2 separate regions of the Mus musculus genome follow, and region 2 is linked to region 1. A link is a loop called in an ENCODE intact Hi-C map of the cell type or tissue named here. Cell type or tissue: heart. All regions are shown on one strand. Links, peaks and the distances in the headings refer to the core of each region. The heading gives the core; the rest is flanking DNA. Region 1 has its middle 65 kb from the start of AU015836. Region 2 has its middle 57 kb from the start of AU015836.

Region 1 (8,229 bases), core at 1,594-6,593:
GGGAAAGGGGAGTTAGAGTTAAGAAGAAAGATTTGATAAAATTTTTTATTTTTATAGATCAGACATGCCCCTGGTTTATCATTGATGGGCCAGAGATCTACCATAAAAAAATGGCAAAGAGAATTAAATGAAAAATTGACCAGTCAGGGCCCCAATGCTGTCCCTGCAACTATTTTCTCTTACTGGGGACTCATTCGTGATGTAGTGGAAGGCACAACTGACGACCCTGATAAACAGCAACTTTTGTCAGTCGCTGAATATTGTCTCCGCCCCTTGTCTCAGGGGGCCTCAGTGACCTCTCTTTCCTCCAAAAGGAACCCTTCAAAACCTTCCTCGGTCATTATAGACATATCTGAGGCCCCGCCACCCAATCCCTTGGCTTCTCTTTATCCTCCCCTCCCGATGGGCCCATCTCCTTCTGATATGCCTTTAATTAATCTGGTCTTTAAAAGACCCCCAGCCAAAGAGCCCTTAGATCCAGGGGACACAGCCACCTTGGAGGAGGAGGCTCTTTACCATAATCCCCGACTGGCTGCCGCTTGCTTCTGCCTGTTTCTCTTCAGGCTTGACCCCCCTCGACCCCCGAATAACTAGGTCCCATGGGTCAGGATAAGGAGCCTTCAAGATGGCTCCGTGAGTAAAGGCACTTATCACCAAGACTGATGACCTGAATTCAATTCCTAGGACTGGGACATTGTTCTCTGGCCTCCACACATGCACTGTGGTTAACACACTCTCACACAGATGCACACGTGCACACAAATAAAAGTAAAGGAAGTTTTAAGAGAAGGAACTACAGGTGGTCAAGAACAGAAGCAAAGACAATTTGGTGGGGTGAGGTGTATTTCAGAGATCCAGGTGAGTGGCTTGAATAAGCACAGTAACAGTCCCAGGAAGAGAGGAATGTCCTGGTAGGAGGTCCAAGTCTGTTTATAGCTTGAAGTATCAGGGCAAAATCTAATCAGGGCTCATGGAAGAATAAGAAACGGAAAAATCAGAGGTGGTGAACAACAGAAAGGACCATACGGTTAGACATAGAAGCATTAACAGCACACCCATGTGCTGATGGGAGTGGTCCCGTAAACAGGAGCACAGCAGGGATTCAGGACAAGGGATGGAATTTAGCACACAAGTACTACGTGCGCTTCCTGGTCAGGAGCATAAATGTCATTCACCCTTGTTAAGTAGGGCAAGGTGAGCTGCTAGGACGCAGGAAGGAGAGAAAATGAGGAAAGCTTGAGGGGACAGAGAGAGAACAAACCGCTGGGCTTTGCCTGCATTTATTAAAGGCTTCCCCCAGTTCCCAGTAAAATCCATGTGCCCCGCCCCAAATGGAGGGGAAGGCAGACCAGACTCCCAGATGTTTGCAGGATACAAGTTCCCCAGCGATGGGCCTCACAGTGAGGCCTGGGAGTGCCTCCAGGAGGCAGTGGGGGAAAGGGATTCCCCTCTATCTTGTTCATTTGCTTCCTTCAGATCAAAGGGGCTATGGAAGATCAGGCTGCCAGAAGAAACATTGGTCTGTGCAGTGTCTGTGTCCCTGATTTTTGTGTTGCTATGACCAAAATAACTGACAGAAGAGAAATGGTTATTTAGGTTCATGGTTTCAACGCGATTATTGTGGTGAGGGGGAGTGGTTAATTACTTTTCTGTGACTGTGATAAAACACTATGACTCTTTTATTTGTAAAGATTTGTTTATTTATTTTATGTATGTGAGTACACTATAGCTGCACAGATGGTTGTGAGCCTTCATGTGGTTGTTGGGAATTGAATTTTAGGACCTCTGCTCGCTCTGGCTGGCCCCACTCGTTCTGGCCCAAAGATTTATTTATTATTATACATAAGTACACTGTAGTTGTCTTCAGACACTCCAGAAGAAAGAGTCAAATCTCATTACGGGTGGTTGTGAGTCACCATGTAGGTGCTGAGATTTGAACTCAGGACCTTCGGAAGCTGTTACCCACTGAGCCATCTCACTAGCCCCAAGACAGTGACTCTTAAAGCACCTTACAGAGGAAAGAGTTTATTTGTGCTTACAGTTCTGGACTTTAGGAGTCCATCATGATGGGAAGGTATGACAAAAGGCAACAGGCATAGTGATGGGTACTGAATGCTGAGAGCTTATAATTTGAACCTCAAGAATGAAGCAGAGGGCTGGAGAGATGGCTCAGCAGTTAAGAGCAGTGACTGCTCTTCCAGAGGTCCTGAGTTCAAATCCCAGCAACCACATGGTGGCTAACATCCATCTATAATGGGATCTGATGCCCTCTTCTGGTGTGTCTGAAGACAGCTACAGTGTATTTAGATGCAATAAATAAATATTTAAAAACAAAAAGAGAATGAAGCAGAGAAAGCTGTTTTTATGGCCAGGACCAGGTAGCCAAGAACACAGGGCAGAACCAGGAAAGACTATAACCTTCAAAGTCCCACCTCTAATGACTTTGCCAGCTGGGTTCTACCTCTAAAGTGTCCATAGCTTTCCAAAACAGTGCCATCAACTGAGGAGCAAGTGTTCACATGTGAAGGAACAGCTCAGATTCGAACCATAAAAAGTGCCCCAGTCTCTGAATGGCTGTTCTAGCTCCTCTATCAAAACGGGATGAGTATGTGTCTTAGTCAGGGTTTCTATTGCTGTGACAAAACACCATGACCAAAAAAGCAAGTTAGGGAGGAAAGGGCTTATTTTGCTTACACTTCCACATTGGAGTTCATTACTGAAGGAAGTCAGGGCAGGAACTCAGAGCAGGAACCTGGAGGCAGAAGCTAGTACAGAGGCCATGGAGGAGTGCAACTTACTGGCTTGCTCCTCATGGCTTGCTCAGCCTGCTCTCTTATACAATCTGAGAACACCAGCCCAGGTAGATAACACCCACCATGGGCAGGGACCTCCCTTGTTGATCAATAATTGAGAAAATGCCTGACAGCTGGATCTCATTTGGCTCAACAGCATTTCCTCAATGGAGGCTCCTTCCTCTCTGATGGTTCTAACTTATGTCAGGTTGACACACAAAACCAGCGAAAGCAGTATGTCAGAAATGGTTTGTGCCTTTAATCCCAGCACTCAGGAGGCAGAGGCAGGCAGACCTCTGAGTTGAAGGCCACCCTAGTCTATATAGTGAGTTCCAGGATAGCCAGGGCTATGTAGAGAGACACTGTCTCAAAAACAAACAGACTTGGGGTGAGAATGGCAGTGTGATGGTGCAATGAGGAAAGAGAGACATCCTATGTTCTCCATGAAGTGTGCCTTTCAAGGGTGCCCCCACCTCATGGCATCAGTTTCACCTGGGAAGGTAGTCCGATCCAAAACCCACTGTTATGATTTGAATATGCTCTCTCACAAATTCACATAAAGGTCAGGCATGGTGGTATGTGCCTATAATCGCACCACTTGGGAGACTGAGGCAAGACAATCACAAGTTCAAGACCCTGTCTCAAAAATGGATGGGGTGACAGGGAAATTGGTAAAAGCACTTGCTGGCAACCTGAGTTTTATCTCCAGAACCTACAAAAGGTGGTAGAAGAGAATCGATTCCACAAAGTTGTCTTCTGACCTACAACATGAATTCTCTCTCTCTCTCTCTCTCTCTCTCTCTCTCTCTCTCTCTCTCACACACACACACACACACACACATCAGACCCACTCATTCACACACTTAGGAATTTCAAAAACAACAACAACAACTGGAAGCCATGATATATAGGCAGAGGAGCCTGTGCTTGCTGCTTCAGTCTCTGTACGTTCACATGACCTTTGCTCAGTTCATTTACTGGGCCTCGTTTTCGTCACTTCTCTTTGAATTACCCACTGTCGGGTATTTTGTTATAGCAGCACAAACAGGCTAAGACACTTCCTAACTCAAAAACTCTGAATGCAGGGCCCAACAGGCTTTGTTTTAGCAAGATCATTACAATTCCGGCGAATGTTTGTGAAGCAGGGCTTCGAGGCGCTGCCTGGCTAACTTTCTACCTGCTCTTATCCCGTACTGCCACCTATTGGGGAAGCTCGTCCACTTGCTGCAAGATAGACGAAACCTGTTAAAATGAAAGGGAAACCAATTTCCTTATATTTTTCTCTTCTAAAAAACTTTACAAACCAAACTGAGAAGAAAGTTTACGAGCTTTGGAATGCAAATACTAAATTTTACACTGTTATAAGCAGTATAATTGGAGCTTTTAAAATGTGTGTGTGTGTGTGTATCAGAAGACAACTTGCTGGAATCTGTTTTCTTCGTACACCACATGGGTCACAGGAGTCACACTCAGGTTATCAGGCTACCAGGCAGATGATGCAGATAATGCCAATATTTGGAAGTAATAGCATCTCAGAAAATCTTACAAGTTTGTTATCATATCCCAAATTGGTTATTTCTTGTTTTATATGCTTAAGCTATTTCCAGTTTTCACTAGTCATAACTAATAGCATAGGGAATATTTCTGTATGATAAGCTGGAGTAGTTATTTCTTTTAGGTTATAATCTCCAAAATAAAATCACTTTTTCTCTTATTTAAAGGTTTATCTGTTTTCATTGTGTATCTTTATTTTTTGCCTTTATGTGTTATGTGCCATGTGCATGTAGTGTCTGTAAAGACCAGCAGAGGACGTTAGAGCCCATGGAGCTGCAGGTGCTGAGCCTTGAACCCATGTCCTCTGGAGACCAGCCAGTGCTCTTAACCCCTGAAACCACCTGACTAGTCCTAAAATTTCCTTTTAAAGTTTATTTAATTTGAATTTCTGTTGTTGTTGTCGTTGTTGTTGTTGTTGTGTGACAAGAGCTGGGCATGGTGGCTCATTCCTTTAATCCTGACACTCAGAAGGCAGAGGCAGGAAGGTGTCTGTGAATTTAAGGCCAGCCTTTTCTACATAGTGATTTCCAGGACAGCCAGGTATACATAGTGAATCCCTATCTTTTGAAAAAGATGACAGGGTCTCACTATACTACCCAGGGTGGCCTCAAACTCACAGTGTTCCTTTCTGAACTTTCTAAGTAGCCGAAATTGCAAGTATATGCTACCACACTTAAGGTGAATTTCTCTGGCTCTAGATAGATAACATCAGTATCATTTCGTCTAAGGTTTTTGTTTTGTTTTAGACAGTGTCTTGTAGGCTGGCCTCAAATTTTCTGTAACAAACCACCATGACCAAAGCAAGTTGGAGAGGAAAGGGTTAATTTGGCTTACACTTCCACAGCACTGTTCATCACTGAAGGAAGTCAGGACAGGCACTGAAACAGTGTAGGAACCTGGAGGCAGGAGCTGATGCAGAGGCCATGGAGGGATGCTGCTTACTGGCTTACTTCCCATGGTTTGCTCAGCCTGCTTACTTTTCCTTTTTTTTTTTTTTAAGATTTATTTGTTATTATATCTAAGTACACTGTAGCTGTCTTCAGACACCCCAGAAGAGGGCGTCAGATCTCATTACAGATGGTTGTGAGCCACCATGTGGTTGCTGAGATTTGAACTCAAAACCTTTGGAAAAGCAGTCAGTGCTCTTAACCGCTGAGCCATCTCTCCAGCCCCCTCAGCCTGCTTTCTTAAAGAACACAGAACCACTAGCCAAGGGGTGGCACCGCCCACCACGGACCAGGCCCATGCCCCACTGCCCCGTAATTTTTAAAAATGCCTTACAGCCAGATCTTACGGAGGCATTTTCTCAGCTGAGGTTCCTTCCTTTCAGATGACTCTAGTTCGTGTGTCAGGTTGACATTAAGACTAGCCAGCACAATAGCCAAGGATGACCTTGCAGTTCTGATCCTTTTGCCGAGTGCCCCAGTGCTAAGGTTACAGGAATGCATTACCATGCCCAGCTGTGGTGGTCTGAATGAGAATGGTCCCCATGTACTTGAAAATTGATCCCCAGTTAGTGGAACTAACTTTCCAGTTGGGAAGGATTAGGAGGCTCACCCTGTTAGGGGAGATGTGTCACTGGAAGTGGGCTGCTTTGTGATTCATAGTTCTCGTCTCTCTCTCTCTCTCTCTCTCTCTCTCTCTCTCTCTCTCTCTCTCTCTCTCTCTCTCCACCCCCTTGTGCTTGTTGATGGAGATGTGAGTTCTACAGCAACCCTCTGTAAACGCCAAATAAACTCTCTTCTTTAAGTTACCTTGGTCACAGTGTCTTATCACAGCAACAGAAAAGCAACAAAGACACTGGTTTTGTGGTGCTGGGCATGGAACAGAGTCTTGTGCATGCTAGCTAGGCAAGCACTCTATCAATTTGCTTAAGTTTAAAGAAAAAAACTAAAAATAATCCAAATGTGCTCATGGAAGAGTTAGTAAACTGTTATAAAGTCAGTCCCACCTGTTACTCTGTAGGCATGATAAATTCTGCTTCTAGCAAGTGTCTTACAACATACTGTCAGGGGATTCTGCTAATGATCCTAGCTTCTGTGCACCTTTGGAATGCCCCTCTTTACTCTTGCCTCCCTGCTAGAAGTCAGAAGACCCTCTTTCTTGTTTCACTTGCAGACTTCACATACAATCTAGGGCTCATCCACTGAGCATCTGACTCAAGAGTGAGAAATGGAAAGGAGTGGGAAATGCACGGACTGCACTCTATACTTTCTAGCAAGGGTAGCATTGGCATCTGCCATCCAGAGCTCCAAATCTGGTCCTCAGCATCACGGGTTCGAGTCATGGGTCTGTGTCCAGTACCTGGTGGAGTTCACAAATGATGTGGTAGTGTATGGTTAGAGCATCCCTGTTAGGTGAGTACTCGGCCCTTCAGCCTAGCATCCTGACCTTCCCAGATGTCTTTGTTTTTGTTTTTGTTTTTTTGTTTTGTTTTTGTTTTGGTTTTGGTTTTTTGAGACAGGGTTTCTCTATGTAGTCCTGGCTGTCCTGGAACTCACTTTGTAGACCAGGCTGGACTTGAACTCAGAAATCTGCTTGCCTCTGCCTCCCAAGTGCTGGGATTAAAGGCGTGCGCCACCACCACCCAGCCACCCAGATATCTTTGAACTATTCATATTTTTTCATATGTCCATCTCTGCCTGTGTGTTTGCTCCTCCTACTGTTGTTACATGTCAAATTTAGTGGATTATGTGAATTAAACTAGAATTTCTCAACATTCATGCAACAGACATTTGGGAACCAGATAATTTCTATTTGTTTATTTATTTATTTGTTTGTTTGGTTGGTTTTTCAAGACAGGGTTTCTCTGTGTAGCCCTGGATATCCTGGAACTCACTCTGTAGACCAGGCTGGTCTTGAACTCAGAAATCCACCTGACTCTGCCTCCCAAGTGCTGGGATTAAAGACATGAACCACCACTGCCTGGCAATTTCTCTTTTTAAAAGAATTTATTTTTATTTTATGTGCACTAGTGTTTTGAGCACATGTGTGTCTGTGTGAAGGTGTCAGATCCCCTGGAAGAGGGGTTACAGAGGTTTGTGAGCTGCCATGTGAGTGCTGGAAATTGAACACAGGTCCTCCTTAAGACCATCCAGTGCTTTTAAGTATCGAACCATCACTCCAGCCCCTAGGACCCAGATAATTTCTTGTCATGTGGGGCTGTCCTGTGGCATGTGGGATCTTTAGCAGAGTTCCTAGTCTCTGTCCACTATACATCAGCAACATTCTCCATCCCAAGTTATGACTACCAAAAGTAATGTTTCCAGATAGTGCAAAATGTGCCATGAGACTAAGACATCCCCATGCTGAGACCCACTAGCTTAAAATGATCAAGTCTTGGGTCATGCCTAAGCCTATTCCCTAATTTCATGAAATAGCGGTTAGAGATGGGCCTAAGGAGGGCAGGACAGTGGAGAATGGCTGGTATTTTTCCCTACTTAGTCTCAAGAGCTCTCCACATGTCCTATTCTGTTCTGTCTTGTTTTGTGAGACAGGGTCTCTCTATGTCCTGGAATTGCTAGGTAGACCAGGCTAGCTTAGAACTCACAGAGCTCTTCCAAGTGTAAGCCACCATTCTGATTATTGCATGTCCTTTTTGTATGGCCTACCATGGGCTTCATTGTAGCGTGGTGACCTCAAGTTACTTTAACTGCTTACGTGGATGCTCAAGATCCCCAAGAAGATGTCAAAGAAGAAGAGGAGGAGGAAGAAGAAGAGAAAGGGGCAGAGGAAGAAAAGGAGGAGGAGGAAGAAGAAGGAGGAGGAAGACAAAGAGGAGGAGGAGGGAAGAGGAGAAGAAAATGCTTTTTTAGGACCTGGTCTCAAAAGCAACATATCATTTCTGCCATAATCACAAAATTCATAGAGGGAACATGAACTC
Region 2 (8,229 bases), core at 1,328-6,327, 120 kb before region 1:
ATGTTTTTTTTTCATAGAAGCATATAAACAAATAACAATAGCCAGCTGTAATGAATGATATGAAGTAGGCTCCTTTCTGCTACACCTGGGAGGGGCACAAAAACACACTCTAAGAATAACTTTGTGTTTTTGAACTGAGGTCACAGTCTTGTTTTGTGTTCTTAGAGTGTTCTCACAAGTACTCAGAAATCTCCTCATATAACGCCTTTCTTGGACTGTGTTCCGACAATTGGTCTTTTGCTTGTATATTATAGTTTCCAATTTGTGTTTTTATAGATTTTGTTTTTATGTGTCTCTGTGTAGGTGCTTCTTGCTCTTTCTCTTTTTTAAAAAATCAGCTTTTTTGCCTATTTGTTTTCTAAACAGAGAGGACAAGAAAGGGTTGGGTATTTGGAGATGTACAGAGGATCTGGGAGGAGTTGGGGGTGGGAACCACATCCAGAATATATTGTAAGACAAACTCATAGCCAGTCTAAAACAACAGCTAGACCAAGACCTCAGAATTATTAATGAAGCTTAACACCACTTCACCTGTGGTCTCCAACCTATATGCTCTCTTGCCTCAGACCCTAGGGGATTCCAAGGTTTACTGTTTTATATTTAAAAAGATCACCCTTTACATTTGTTTTTTGAACTTCATATATATGTACTGTATTTACATCACTAATCCCTCACTTCTCTCTTCAATCTGCTACTCCTCCTCAAATTCATGGCCTCTTTTCCTTTAACTATTGTTACATGCACATATAAGTGAGTACGTATATAAATACAACCTGCCTAGTTCATTTAATGTTGCTCAAATGTATATATGTTTATATTGGATAACATATTTGGGGCCTGTCCCTGGAGAAAGATGGTTTTCCCTCTATCTGTAGTCATTAATTGCCAGTACCTCTTCGTCTACGGGGGTGGCCTTCTGAGATTCCCCCATTCACATTTTGGTGTCATCATTATGCAGGTGTTGTTTAGGTAACCATATCGTTGAGATTTCATGGGTATACCTTCCCTGTCATATATAGAAGATACTATCTCACAGCAGACACCCCAGTCCATTGTCTCTTATTTTATGTCCTCTTGTCTGAGATGTTCCCTGGGCCTTCTGTGTATAGGGTTCTGATGTGCACTGAATTTTTGATCATTTATGGCTCTGTAATGGTTTAATGCCTGCTACAAAAAGAAGCGTCTTTGATAACAGGCGAGAGCTTATCTGTGGATATAAGAATCAGTATTTAGACTGCAGTTGGAAATTATGACTTAGGAAAGTGTGGCAGTAGTAGTTCTCTAGGTTCCATGGCCAGTCACGAGTAAGTTGGCTCAGTTCCGAGTACTAAGCATGAGTACCAGTCACGAGTAAGTTGGCTCAGTTCCGAGTACTAAGCATGAGTAACTCTCACTTGGTGGGCTTAAGTCCAATCAGGCAGCTGTTGCTTAGTCCCCAGAACATAATGCCACTATTGCACTTGAACAATGTGTTTTTCTTTCTCCTTTTTACACCCTGAGTCCTAATACCTATTTGGTTTTGAAGGCCTAGCCTCCCAGGTTACCCAATTCACCTGATAGTCCTACCCAAGGGATTCAGGGAGAGTCCTCATTTATTTTGCCAGGCCTTATCTAGGGACCTGTTCCCCTTTTCCAACCCTCAAACCTAAGTTCTCCAAATTGTAGGCAACTTCTATTTTTGTGAACCCAGAGAAAAAGATCCCCAAGAAAGAACTAAGGCACTCCTGAAATTCTTAGCCGATATAGGTAAAAGGTATTCATTCAAAAAGAAAGTCCAATTGTGCGGTCGTCAGTCTAATACTTAGAAGTGCACCTATTCAAAGGAAGGGGAAACTGAATGAAGACCATGTGTCACCTACCTCTCCTTTCCCTTTACCAAGAAAACTTAGACATCGAGGGTATTTAGGAATTACTGGATTCTACAGGATCTTGTTTCCAAGGAAATAGTTTGACCTCTATATCAGCTAATAAAAAAGCCAAGGCAGGAAATATACAAACCCTCATCTGAAGGGCCAGAGGGACTTTAGGACACTAAGACCACTGAAACATCTATGCTGGATACTCTCTCTCTCTCTCTCTCTCTCTCTCTCTCTCTCTCTCTCTCCCTCCTTCCCTCCCAACACACACACACACACACACACACACACAAACACACACACAAACACACACACACACACACACACACATTCTTCTCTCTCCTCTCACCCTCTCTCCTATCTCTTTTCTGTCTTGTCCCCCTCTCCATCTCTCTCCCCTCTTCTTTCTCTTTCACCCAATCTCTTCCTCCCTCCTCCTTCCCGTCACTTTCCCCTCTCCCCCTCCCCTCCTTCTCCTCTTCTCTCTCCTCTCTCTTCCCCCCTCCCCTTCTATCTGTCCTCTTTCTCTCTTCCTCCCTCCCCTCCTCTCTATTTCCTCTCTCCTTCCCTGTCCAAGTTAGGGATACTGATACTGAGATGAAACAGCACGGCTAAAAAGTAAGTTAGGGATAAAAACGTTTATTTGGCTTATACTTCCACATCACTGTTCATCATTGAACAAGTCACGACAGAAGACTGAACAAGGCAAGAACGTGAAGGCAGGAGCTGATGCAGAGCTCATGGAACTGCTCACTGGCTTGCTCCTCATGGCTTGTCCAGCCTTCTTCCTTATAGAACCAATGACCACAGCCCTTGAATGGCACCACCCACAATAAGCTGTGCCCTCGCACATCAATCATTAATTTTAAAAAATGCTCTGCAGACTTGCCTACAGCCTGATTTTTATGGGTGACTTAAGTTTGTGCCAAATTAGCATAAAACCAGCACACTCCCTCTTTCCCTCTCTGTCCCCTCTCTCTCTTCCCTCTCTCATTTTTCTCCTTCCTCTCTCTCCTCTCTCTCTCTCCCTCCCTCCCTCCCTTCTCCCCTCTCCCTTCCCCCTCTCTTGTCTTCCTTCTCTTCCCTGGACCTTATCATTCCTGGTAACCACAAAGACCTCCAGAATGGAAGCTCCAAAAGTCATAGTTTTCTAACAGTAATTACTGTAATAGCTTTAAAACATCTAGATTCTCAAAGAACCTGAGGAGATACATCGCTGTAAGTAACATTTGTTTAAATCACCTTCACTCTCCTCCTCTCCCCTCCAGTGGAAGAAGTGCCAAGAGTTGTATATGGGGCCACTTCTGCTCCAAGAGCAACCCTGCAGTGAAGGAGGCAGGGCATTAAGGGATTTGCTTTAAAGCTACATTCACATAAGCTCTTACACAATTTAGACAGAACATACATAGAAGTCTCTTGAATAAACTCTTAGTTGAGATTGCCAAAAAACAGTCTTTCGCAAAACTGTCCAGAACCAGGAAGATAACCCAAAGTGGCCTGATGACCCACATGGTAGAAGAAGGGGTTCTCTGATCCCCACGTGCACACTCATGCATGTGCACACACACAAATAAGTGTAATGAAAAGAAATTGTAGAAAAAACTGTCCCATTGTCTTTAGGCTTCTGATTTCTTTCTGTATCTTCCCACTGGAAGGACAAAGTCTTCTTAGGAGACAAAGGTGCGGACGTTGCAAGTTCTCTCTCTCTCTTTCTCTGTGTGTGTGTGTGTGTGTGTGTGTGTTTATGTGTGTGTGTATGTATGTGTGTGTCTATCTCTGTCTCTGCTTCTGTCTCTCTGTGTATGTATGTGTGTGTGTCTGTCCATCTGTCTCTGTCTCTCTGTCTCTCTGTATCTGTGTGTGTGTCTATCTCTGTCTGCCTCTGTCTCTGTGTATGTATGTGTGTGTCTGTCCATCTGTCTCTGTCTGTCTGTCTATCTCTGTCTGTCTCTGTCTGTCTGTGTGTGTGTGTACACATTCTCGTGCACATAAGGCTGCAAACCATCTTACAAACATGTTTCTCGAAGACTATGAAGAGACAGTGGAATCGGCTGTTCTCTTCCAACCCTTCCCTCCATCACCAGCACCCCTTTGCAACCTCAGCTGACACTAGAGGACAGAGAGGGGAGGCATTGTTGTGCTCCTGGTGAGAGGTTGCTTCCTCATGCAGGGAGTGAGCTATAAGGGAGGGGGACCGGCAGAGGCCTGCACAGCTGTTTGATGCTGCCAAACTACGCGGTGTGTGTGTGGAAGAGCACGATGGTCGTGGCTCGGGGTGGGAGAGAGACTTACAGGAAGGGGACGCTGGCGTTTAGCTCCCCGCCCTGACTAGCAGAACTACAGAGATCCATCGGGACTGCTTTAGGGAGGATTGTTGGGTGAACTTTGGAAATGCTCTCTGGGATTGCAGGGAGCGCGAACCTGGAGTCTGGTGCCCCCTAGTGGACTACAGATATCTGAACTGGAGCTACCTCGTGGATCTGAGAGGTCTACATGGCTGAAAACCAGAACGTGGCTTTCCCTCTAATCCCCTGACCCATTGCTTTCAGAATGTGGAAAAGGGACCTCGGGCATCACCGAGGCCCAGTATGCAATAGCACAGGGCTATCCTATGGGTGGCCGCAGAAGAGGAGAAACCCAGCTTAAAGCTAAATAAATACAGGGCAGACCAGGTTGTTTACATTTCTAATCCCAGCAAGCAGGAAGCAAGAACTGCATGATCACAAGTTCTAGGCGAGCCTGGGGGTGTGGTGAGGTGGGGTGGGGTGGGTCACAGCATCCGATCTGGAAAAGGACCTTTCCCTTAGGACGCTTGCTGTCAGTTCCTACGTATCTTTATTGGGAGAAAGACCTGAAGAAGCCTATGGCAAAAGGCAAAAAGAAAATCTCCCCCTGACACACAGCTTCTGAAACCAGGAGCCAGGAGAATCCTCGTGTCCTTTGAGAAGTTCTGCTTCTTCCTCTCTCTGACGAGAGAGCGAGCGGAGCTGTGTGGCTGCTCACGTTTCTTTGCTGCACCCGAGCGTCCAGGAAATTCACTACCAAACTTGGAGCTCCGATCACTGAGTCTGGATTGATGATTAGCCATGTCAGCATTCCTTATATTCATTTTTTCGAGGGGATTGTTTGGTTTTTGTTTTATGGTTTTCGTTTTTGTTTTGTTTTATATTTCCGGGGTGGGGTGGGGTTGAGACAGTCTCATTCTGTAGCCCAGGGTGGCCCCTGTGCTCCACCTCCCTTGGCCTTCTCTCGTCAGGATTCTCCTGGCTCCTGGTTTCAGAAGCTGTGTGTCAGGGGGAGATTTTCTGGCTTGGCTAACAAATGACTTCAAAGGTTTTCTTTCCTGGGGAGGTGGGGGTGGGAATGTCCAAACCTGTTAACAGAAGTGATGTACTAATTGAGACTGTGACAATTTCTCTCCATAATCCTTCCAATTCCCTGCTATGCTATGAGATCATCCAGAGGCTTTGAAGACTCGCTGCTTCTGCCCCCAAAGAAACATCCTGTCACCCACATAGAAGCCTCAGATTGAGAACAAATCTGTTGAGCATATAAGGGTAGTTTTAGATTAAATAGCTAAATTCAAAAGGTTCTCTTCCCATGGCCCAATTCTAGCCCTACTACTCTTCCATCAAAGGCCATGGTCATCTTTCAGGAACCTTTCCCATGGTAAGCACTTCCAGGAAAGGGGTGTGCTAGAAGTGAACATCCTTTGCCCAAAACCACTACAGGTGAGCTTTCCCAGCCAACCACTAAGCCACCTTAACTAATCTGCATATGCTAACGTGGGCTCCAAGAAAGGCTTCAAAATAAGCCCCTGTCCTCCCTCACCTTTACTTTAATCCCCACATAGGTTTTGCTTTTACCATATGGTAATTATTTCCAAATCACAAGTGCAAACACTCACTCTGATTGGAAAATTAGCAGATTTCAAACTCAGGTAATTTGTCCCTAATGAGGAACTTGTTGAACTGAATTTAACAATTAACTCGAACACCCTTTGCTGCCTGCCTGTAAGGCAGGGAGTGCAAGACAGAAGGGCAAGTCAAGGGCTTGGGTCCAGCAAGTTAAGGCTGGGTTGGGGAAAGGTTTGTTCATGAGGCTCTTAGAACCTCAGATACTCGGCTGTTCAAAGAGCTATATGTGTGTACAATATATTTGAATGCATATGAAAGTAGACCAACTAATATAATAAGTGTTCCTGTACCCAGAATCCACCTTCTATTGCTATGGGGGAGGTCTCCAGTTTCCTTGGATCTCCACCCCAGCAGCAATCTTGGTTCTTGTGCTCCCCAAAGAGAAGAATTCAGATAGGACACAGTAATAGATCGAGCAGAGGGAGGGTTTAATTTGATCAAGCAAGGAAGCATGAGCAAACTCTTTATGGGAAAAAAGTGGATCTAGATGAGCAACCAAAACCCCAATCCTAGCACGCATGGGGTTGGCATCAATCTACTACCTGTTGTCCCTTCCCTTGTACCTTTCCCATGGTAAGCACTTCCAGGAAAGGGGTGTGCTTTTCTTGGAAGCCCATTTTACCCAGAATCCAGTCCAAATAGATATATAAGATACAAAAATATTCATAGGTGTTTAAGTACCCTTAAAGGTGTTGAAAATTCAGTAAAGGAAAGGATAAGAGTATTCTGTGCATGTTCCCTTGGAGTCTTGAAGTTGCTTTAATCTAACCTCTCTAGCAGCATGGACCACTTTCTCCCACTTTCCCTTCCATCCTGTTTTTGGCAGGTCCTAAACTGGCTTATCTGGAGTTTATCACAGCCACTTTCTTTATATCTGGATCATCAGTTAACCATCACTATTATCTTTATACCATTTCAGGAACCTCATCAATGCCTGCTTGTTGTTCCTTAGATCTGCTATATTATACTGTATTAATGTAACATACTTAATAAAATCAGAAGCAGTACACAGATGTTGCTGCGGTTGGAGCTAACCTCCTATTTAACACCACCTCTCCACTCATGACTAATCTGGTATCAGCTGTGTAGAAAGAACTGGAAACCTGGAAGACAGATAAACAGGAGTACTCTGTCTATCTCTCTGTTTCTCTCTGTCTCCCCCAACCCCACCACCCCAGGCTCCCAAGCTCCTGGGAAGATGAAATCTGTGAGCTTTAGTTAACTGCTAGAATGGTTAGAATCCCCTTCCTGGGCATTTTGCATATGGTTGTGCAGAGCTTTTCCAAACCATTTTCTTTCACCCTGCTTAGTTCACTTCTGGGGCCCCTCGATTTCTGCAGATCACAGCCCAAGTAACCCCAGACTGTAAGGATTTCAAGGTCACCCAAGCATAGAACCATTGCTCTTACTGTGATCCTTAATGATCAACTCCAATGTCAAGCTCTAGCATCCAATTCATGCTTGAGACTGTTTCTGTATTTGACTTTGCTCCCTCATCTCCAGGATGCCAGTGACACTGCCCAGCAAAACAAAACAAAAAACCCACTAGCCACATGTGGCCAAGCACTCAAAAGACAGCTAGTGAAAATAGCTAAATTTAAAATGTGTTTATCTACAATTATTTTAAAATTTTAAAATTGCCACGCATGGTGGTACAAACCTTTAATCCCAGTACTCGAGAAGCAGAGGCAGGCAGATCTCTGAGTTTGAAGCCAGCCTGGTTTACAGAGGGAGTACCCGGACAAACAGGGCTAGGAGGAGAGAACCTATCTCACAATAAAATAAAATAAAATAAAATAAAATAAAATAAAATAAAATAAAATAAAATTTAAAAATTGGTACTTGATTCACTTACCAGAAAAAATATGAGTGCACTTGAGAAATGAATCTGCATTTTAAACAGATTCATTATTTATTTATGTGTACATGTGTGCCTGTGTGTATGCATGCAGATACTGAAGAAGTGAGAAGGGAGTTGGGTCCCCTGGAGCCATGATTATGGTAGTCGTAAGCCACCTGACAAAGACTCTGGGAAAATAATGTGGGTCCTCTGGAAATGCTGCAAGCACTCTTAGCCACTGAGCCATTTCCCCAGCCTCCTGGATCTGCTGTAAGTTTTCTACAAATCTAAATTTACATCATGTATTTTTATATGTGTGTATATGTATTGGGAGTTGGAGGAACATGGACATTGGGGTAACCTCAGCTGTCTCTTCCAGATACCATCTACCTTATTTTTAAACTTTTCATTGAATCTTCATGAATTTCCTATCATTTACCCAATCCTACTCATCTCCCTGCCCTCCATATCTGCCCTCTGCTCTCACAACCTCATCACCAAGGAAAACAAAATTTTTTAAATTAAAAAAATTGAATTAAAACAAATGTTTTTAAAAATCTCACCATGGAAACTGAGGTGTGTTACGGTGTGTCACAAGAGTATATCCTTTGTCCAA

What was found. Hi-C counts contacts between places; a loop is a spot of excess contacts. Peaks named below come from ENCODE experiments on the same cell type or tissue, not always from the same donor. Only the 100,000 strongest peaks of a DNase experiment are listed, where the experiment ranks them.
Region 2: a loop joins it to region 1, with 3 times the contacts of the local background. A loop is called at or near these places in 4 of 42 quality-filtered maps.

The regions. Positions count from the first base shown.
Region 1 is chrX:94,029,162-94,037,390 of GRCm38, forward strand. No RefSeq gene overlaps it. Among named protein-coding and RNA genes, the nearest start is that of AU015836, 65 kb to the left of the region's middle. In heart, for the core only: a CTCF peak has its summit at 3,994 (motif pointing left); no DNase peak of the experiment used is centred there; H3K27me3 peaks cover 873 bases.
Region 2 is chrX:93,907,117-93,915,345 of GRCm38, forward strand. No RefSeq gene overlaps it. Among named protein-coding and RNA genes, the nearest start is that of AU015836, 57 kb to the right of the region's middle. In heart, for the core only: a CTCF peak has its summit at 4,294 (motif pointing left); no DNase peak of the experiment used is centred there; H3K4me3 peaks cover 445 bases; H3K27ac peaks cover 353 bases; H3K27me3 peaks cover 571 bases.